Regions from separate parts of the Homo sapiens genome. Here region 2 is linked to region 1. A link is a contact called in ENCODE Hi-C or POLR2A ChIA-PET data. All regions are on one chromosome and are shown on one strand. The core of a region is the stretch at or near the end of the contact, and the rest is flanking DNA. Distances in the headings are between cores, read along the strand shown.

Region 1 (2,920 bases), core at 298-2,797:
AGTTCGATTTATACTGAACTTTCGGCATCTGAAGAAATTCCATTAAAATAACATTGGCTTTAAGTACTCTGTGCTCTCCACAGGCATACGGATACAAAAGGAGACCAAAGTTTTAATGCAGGCTGTATGTTCAACTATGTTATGACTCCTCTCTGAAAGCCATGTCTACTTTTACTGATTTAGTTTTTAGGTTCTTTACAGAATTACCTGCAGTTCTCTATACTTTTCTTAATCTCTGTGCCTTTGAATGGGCATCCCTTTATCTTTATGAACAAACCAACCTGCTTCAATGGGTAAGTCCTATTCATGGTGTGAGCATCAGATCAACTGTTCTCTCCTTTGTAAAGCATTTGATGGTCTATCCTGCATACAAACTGCCATTTCCCTTCTTTGTACCAGACTAGTAACTTACACTAGCCTGAATACAATTTCCACACCATATATAATCATGCCTTGTAAGAGTGTAACATGAGCCTAATAGAAAGTCAGCTTCACATTACCTAGTGACCAGTTTTAAAGTTCTTTGGTCTCAATTTTTCCTTTCTTTCTTTTTTTTTTTTTTGAGACGGAGTTTTGCTCTGTTGCCCAGGCTCTGGAGTGCAGTGGCGCAAACTCAGCTCACTGCAAGCTCTGCCTCCCGGGTTCAGGCCATTCTCCTGCCTCAGCCTCCCGAGTAGCTGGGACTACAGGTGCCCGCCACCATGCCCGGCTAATTTTTTTTGTATTTTTAGTAGAGACGGGGTTTCACTGTGTTAGCCAGGATGGTCTCAATCTCCTGACCTCGTGATCCACCCGCCTCGGCTTCCTTTCTTTCTTTCTTTCTTTTTTTTTTTTTTGAGACAGAGTTTCACCCTGTTGCTCAGACTGGAGTGCAGTGGTGCAATCTCAGCTCACTGCAACCTCTGACTCCTGGGTTCAAGCGATTCTCCTGCCTCAGCCTCCCAAGCAGCTGGGACTACAGATGTGCACAACCACACCCGGCCTGAATTTTTCTCTATTTACCCAATCTGCATTGATGGAGGATGATAATAAATACCACCATAAGGACAAAGAACCTTATCTTCTCCATCCCATTTTCATCACAAAGAGTAAAAACAGCAGTCATAAAATTGTTTGGCAGAGAATAAAATAGGTTATACAGGATGTTTAATTACAATGTTAAAAGTTGGGGATTGGGAAACCAAGGGATTCTTGTTCTGACAATAAAGCTGCTCAATATTTACAAATGTGAGCAGTTTTAATACCGAAACACTTAACGAAGGATAACTGGCTGTACAGCTATACTGAAAAATCAATACAAAGAAATATTCTATTTTTACCAGTCAGTTTTAAGCCTAAAACTTTTCCACTCTGAAAATTTAGTAGAACATTTCAACAGTGATGACCAGATGTAAGAGTTATTTAAAGGTCAAAAAGCCTTTTGACTTTTAAAGAACAAGAAGATGAATCATCAAGTCACAGGACTAAGAAAGACCTAAACACAAACTCCATTAAAAAAATATGACCACAAATGTGATGACAGGGCACGCAGTGCCTTAAATTTCTGACTTAAGTCAGCAGTTACATTCCATCAGATTCCCTAGCTCCTCACAGTTGGTCTTGTTTCCTGCTTCTACCAAAGGGTCATCCTCCTATTTTGCTTTTTCCCTTTAGTAATAATTCTTTCTTCCATCAACCACTCGAGTATCAGATAACTCTGGAAGATTTAGTTTAGGTTTGCATTCTTCCTTGCCCAGACTACTGCAATAGCATTGTAATGAGTTTCCACTGATACCAGAAAGATCTTTCTAAATGGAAATCTCATGTTCATTTATCATTTGAAATCCTTCGACAGTTCCCAGGCTTTAGTATTAAATAAAATTCATCAGAGTGGTATATAAAGCCTCTTCGTATGTTTATATTTAGCCCCCTCTCTCACCATTCTTTCTCAACTAATTACTTGAAGTTACACAGCTAGTAAGGAGATATGCTTTTCAAAACTTTCAATGACACACTCCATTCAAAAAGGTGACGATTCAACTTGAAGGGAAAATGTTATTATAAGATGTTAACTCATCTTTAAAATTTAATGGAAATCCTTGCAAGTGGGCGGTAAATATGAATAAGATACGGTGAACAGGAAATACTACAAAGCTGAGGTCTCACAGACATACCTTTAAGTCCTTGTTAAGGCCAATGACACAGGTAGGGGTATAAGCCAATGACAGGAAGTGTGAAAGAGGAAACCAGAACCAAAACTGGGTAAATACAAGGACGCCAACCACAGAAGGCATATGAGTATGCCCAGTCCTGGACTGCAAGGAGATTGTGACATTATGACCACCTGTAGAAAAAGAGAGAAACCATGAACAATAATAGTATTGTCCTATTATTATAGTAGGACAATAATAACGATATCTTTCTTTCTTTCTTTTTTTTTTTTTTAAAGAGATAGGGTCTCACTGTTACCCAAGCTCGGGTGACAGAGTGAAACACTGCACCCAAGTGCAGCAGCACGATCATGGCTCACTGCAGCCTCGACCTCCTGGCCTTAAGGGATCCTCCTCTTTTAGCCTCCCGAGTAGCTAGGACTACATGTGCGGGCCGCCACACCTGGCTGATTTTTAAATTTTTTGTAGAGACGAGGGTCTCACTATGTTGCCCAGGCTAGTCTCAAACTCCTAGCCTCATATGATCCTCCCGACTCAGCCTCCCAAAGTCTTGGGATTACAAGCATGTGAGGCACTACACCCAGGCAATAATAAAGATTTGTAAGTGCTGCAGTAGGGAAACATCTGGTGATGATTTTAAAAGCACAATTCATATGTGCAGTCTAATATGCAGTCCTTGGAATTAGTGAGTTATCCAGGCTCTCCAAAATTGGAAGTGTACTTTTAACTGGATTTAGCACACATCTAGACTTACTTTCTCTATAGGCAGG
Region 2 (2,755 bases), core at 210-2,709, 37 kb after region 1:
GTAACTCACAACTAAGCAGTATTTAAAAATAATTTCTTTTCCTCTTTTTTTTTTAATCTTGGAGACAAGATCTCATTCTGTCACCCCAAGCTGGAGCGCAGTGGTGTGATCTCAGCTCACTGCAGCCTCGACCTCCCCCAGGTTCATGCAATCCTCCTGCCTCAGGTCTCCCCTGACCCCTAACCCTCAACCCCTCCGCCGCCGCCCAGTAGCTGGGACTACGGGTGTGAACCACCACCCTTGGCTAATTTATGTGGTTTTTTTTGTAGAGATGGGGTTTTGCCATGTTGCCCAAGCTGGTCTCTTCTAGACTCAAGCAATCCACCTGTCTTGGTCTACCAAAGTGCTGGAATTACAGGAATGAGCCACCGCACCTTGCCTTAAAATATTTTCATATTCCTGAATAGAAATTCTGGTACATTAAAAAACATCTGATTTCTCTTGAATATTATTTCATCTAGAATTCTTCACAAGTATTTTTTCTAATATAGTAAATTTTGAGTTTTTAAAAAAGCAGCAAATACTGAATAAAATCTGAAGTGCTCAGCAGAGCTAAAATGAACTAAGTATTTTCCAATAACATTCAACATGAGCAAAGGAATACAAATTTGAAACAAGAAAAGGGCACAAATGTCATCACTGATTTATAAGTAATTAATTTTAAAATATGCATCTATAATGATCTTTTAAAAGGAAACCTTGAGAATGCTGAGGTTCTAATACTAAGCTAGTCTTATGGTTACAGAAAACTTAAATAGCATAACTATTAAGATTTAAACACCAATTTTCTGAAATAAGGCAAAAACGTATTTTCATTACTTGTATTTTCTCCAACGTAAAGTCTATGGGGAAAAAAAGCTGTGAACCACTCCTAAACCCAGAGATCATCTGTTTAAAAATAAGCAGTAAAAAAGTTTCTGCTAAAACCTATGTATACATGTAGAATTCAGGCCTTTCTGTGCTCTTCTATATAAGGTTGCAACCAGAGCAAATTAATGGTGTTCCACAGCAAAGGCACAAAAGCTAGATAAGAATCTTGTTTCACTGCTAGAAATCAGAACTGTAGAAATCACTATAGGCTTTTAAAACGGCAGAATCTTCAAAGAATGAAACCTCTAAAATAGCTAGATTATATCTTATTTTTTCTCAAATGTGAAAAACAGCTCAGGCTTAACCCCAAACAAAACTATCTGAAGCTAAAATGATCAAGTTTATTACAGTCCCCCCAAATATTAAAGAGAGCTCTTAAAAATATAACTTGAATAAGGGCCATGAACTGGTTCAACATGCTTAACAGTGGTTTTATGAATTACAATGAATGCTGCTACTCTCTAAAAATGAATGTATCAAAGAGGAAATAACCTCCTTGGCATGCTTGCAGCTATACAACGTATTTGTTTCACTGCTTTCAACCGCCTGTGCTGGAGGCTCAGAATAAGTCAATGGGAGGAGGATTTCAGTCACAGCAGCAAGCAAGTCTAGTGAACAGATAAGATGACATGCTCAGCAAAATAACAACGAAACCAGAGGTAAGCATTTAATAAACACATATGGAATTAATCTAAAGGTTTTTTTTTTTAATCTTCAAGAATTCTGCTATCATAATCTTTCATTTCTATTCAGCGGTTTAAAAATCAAAATGAAAAATTTACTAATGCTAAAGGAGAGTTTTTAAAAACGTGATTTGTACATTTGATGAACAAATAAATGGTCTAATCTTCCTTTTGGTTTCCCTTTCTTCTCAAGGCAACTGGGAAGGTTAAAAAAATAAACACTACTTAAAACAAAAAAAGAACTGGTTTGAATTTGGCAAATTTAGTGATTAAATTTAGAACACAATTGTTGCAAAGACATACCATGAGAGATGAAATTACTAAACACAATTATTTGGATCCTAGTAATACCTTTTTTTTTCCTTCTCTCAAACTAAAGGAAATCTAAAATGACATTTATATCAGTACTCACAAACCTGATAAGACAAAGCTAATTACATATAAGGATCCCTAGCTGGTAAAACATTTATTTAGACCCTTGTTGGGCTTTGAGTGTTTCTAGGTGGGTGGCCAGCGCATACTAAAAGTTCTATTCTGAACTATTGTGTTTCGACTTTTCTATTCTTCTGTAAGTAAAGGTAAAAAGACATTCAAGGGTCAGGAAACACCTAACTTTTTATTATAACCATTGAAAAAATTAATGTGTCTTCTGTTTCATTAACTGAGCAACATCAGAAATACAGTATATTTGGAGAATTGGCTGCATTGTCACAAATGCACAACAGACTTACTAAGAAGGGAAGGGCTATGAAGTTCAAGTGTTTTTACCACTTTCAGAAATGAATAAAATAATGCAGTCTATGTATTTTGTATCTAGGGGGAACTCTCTGGCATGCAAGTTCAAACACGACTCTACAACTACGGCAGAAAAAGAGAGAGAGAGAAACTAAAAATATATATATATCCTATTTTTTTCACAGCTATCAGTTTCTTTCACTGAGCTTTCCTAAATTTAAGCCTCTAGAAAATAATAAATACTTGGATATCTTACCTACAAACATGGACAGATGTGTGTATGCGCTCATTTTAGAGAACTTGAATTTTTTTTTTTAAAGGAAGGTGTCAACTTTGGCTTTTGAGTGTTTGGCATGGTTACAATGCCTTAAAAAAACAGATGAGCAGCTTAGCTACTAACCATGCTGACCACTGTTCGGAACGGGATTGAATCACAGAAAAACAGCAAATGGCTCTCTCTTACAGAG

Evidence for each region. A loop is a pair of places that touch in the nucleus more often than their neighbours do. ChIA-PET counts read pairs that join two places held with the same protein, here RNA polymerase II (POLR2A). Pooled maps may share reads with other maps.
Region 2: a loop to region 1 is called in a map of endothelial cell of umbilical vein, with 2.1 times the contacts of the local background. The contact joins the promoter of HTR2B here to the enhancer-like site in region 1. A Hi-C loop is called at or near these places in 8 of 168 maps with a recorded cell type or tissue (IMR-90, PC-3, aorta and 5 more), 1 of 37 single-sample maps with no recorded cell type and 4 of 50 pooled maps. POLR2A ChIA-PET finds 5 or more read pairs at or near these places in 7 of 52 experiments (GM12878, H1, MCF 10A and 4 more).

Annotation. Positions count from the first base shown.
Region 1 is chr2:231,160,743-231,163,662 of GRCh38, reverse strand. PSMD1 (proteasome 26S subunit, non-ATPase 1) reads right to left here. Exons shown (of 25, transcript NM_002807.4): 20 at 2,154-2,323; 21 at 1-28. Among named protein-coding and RNA genes, the nearest start is that of ARMC9, 36 kb to the left of the region's middle. Within about 2 kb of position 1,547, at least 5 of the 41 ENCODE cell types and tissues checked have a DNase peak (open chromatin) inside an H3K27ac peak, as active enhancers do; they include PC-3 and endothelial cell of umbilical vein, where a contact is called at or near this core.
Region 2 is chr2:231,123,746-231,126,500 of GRCh38, reverse strand. It overlaps HTR2B (5-hydroxytryptamine receptor 2B), which reads left to right and starts at 1,459. Exons shown (of 4, transcript NM_000867.5): 1 at 1,459-1,529; 2 at 2,371-2,755. The coding sequence starts at 2,737. All of the region lies in intron 16 of PSMD1 (proteasome 26S subunit, non-ATPase 1), which reads right to left.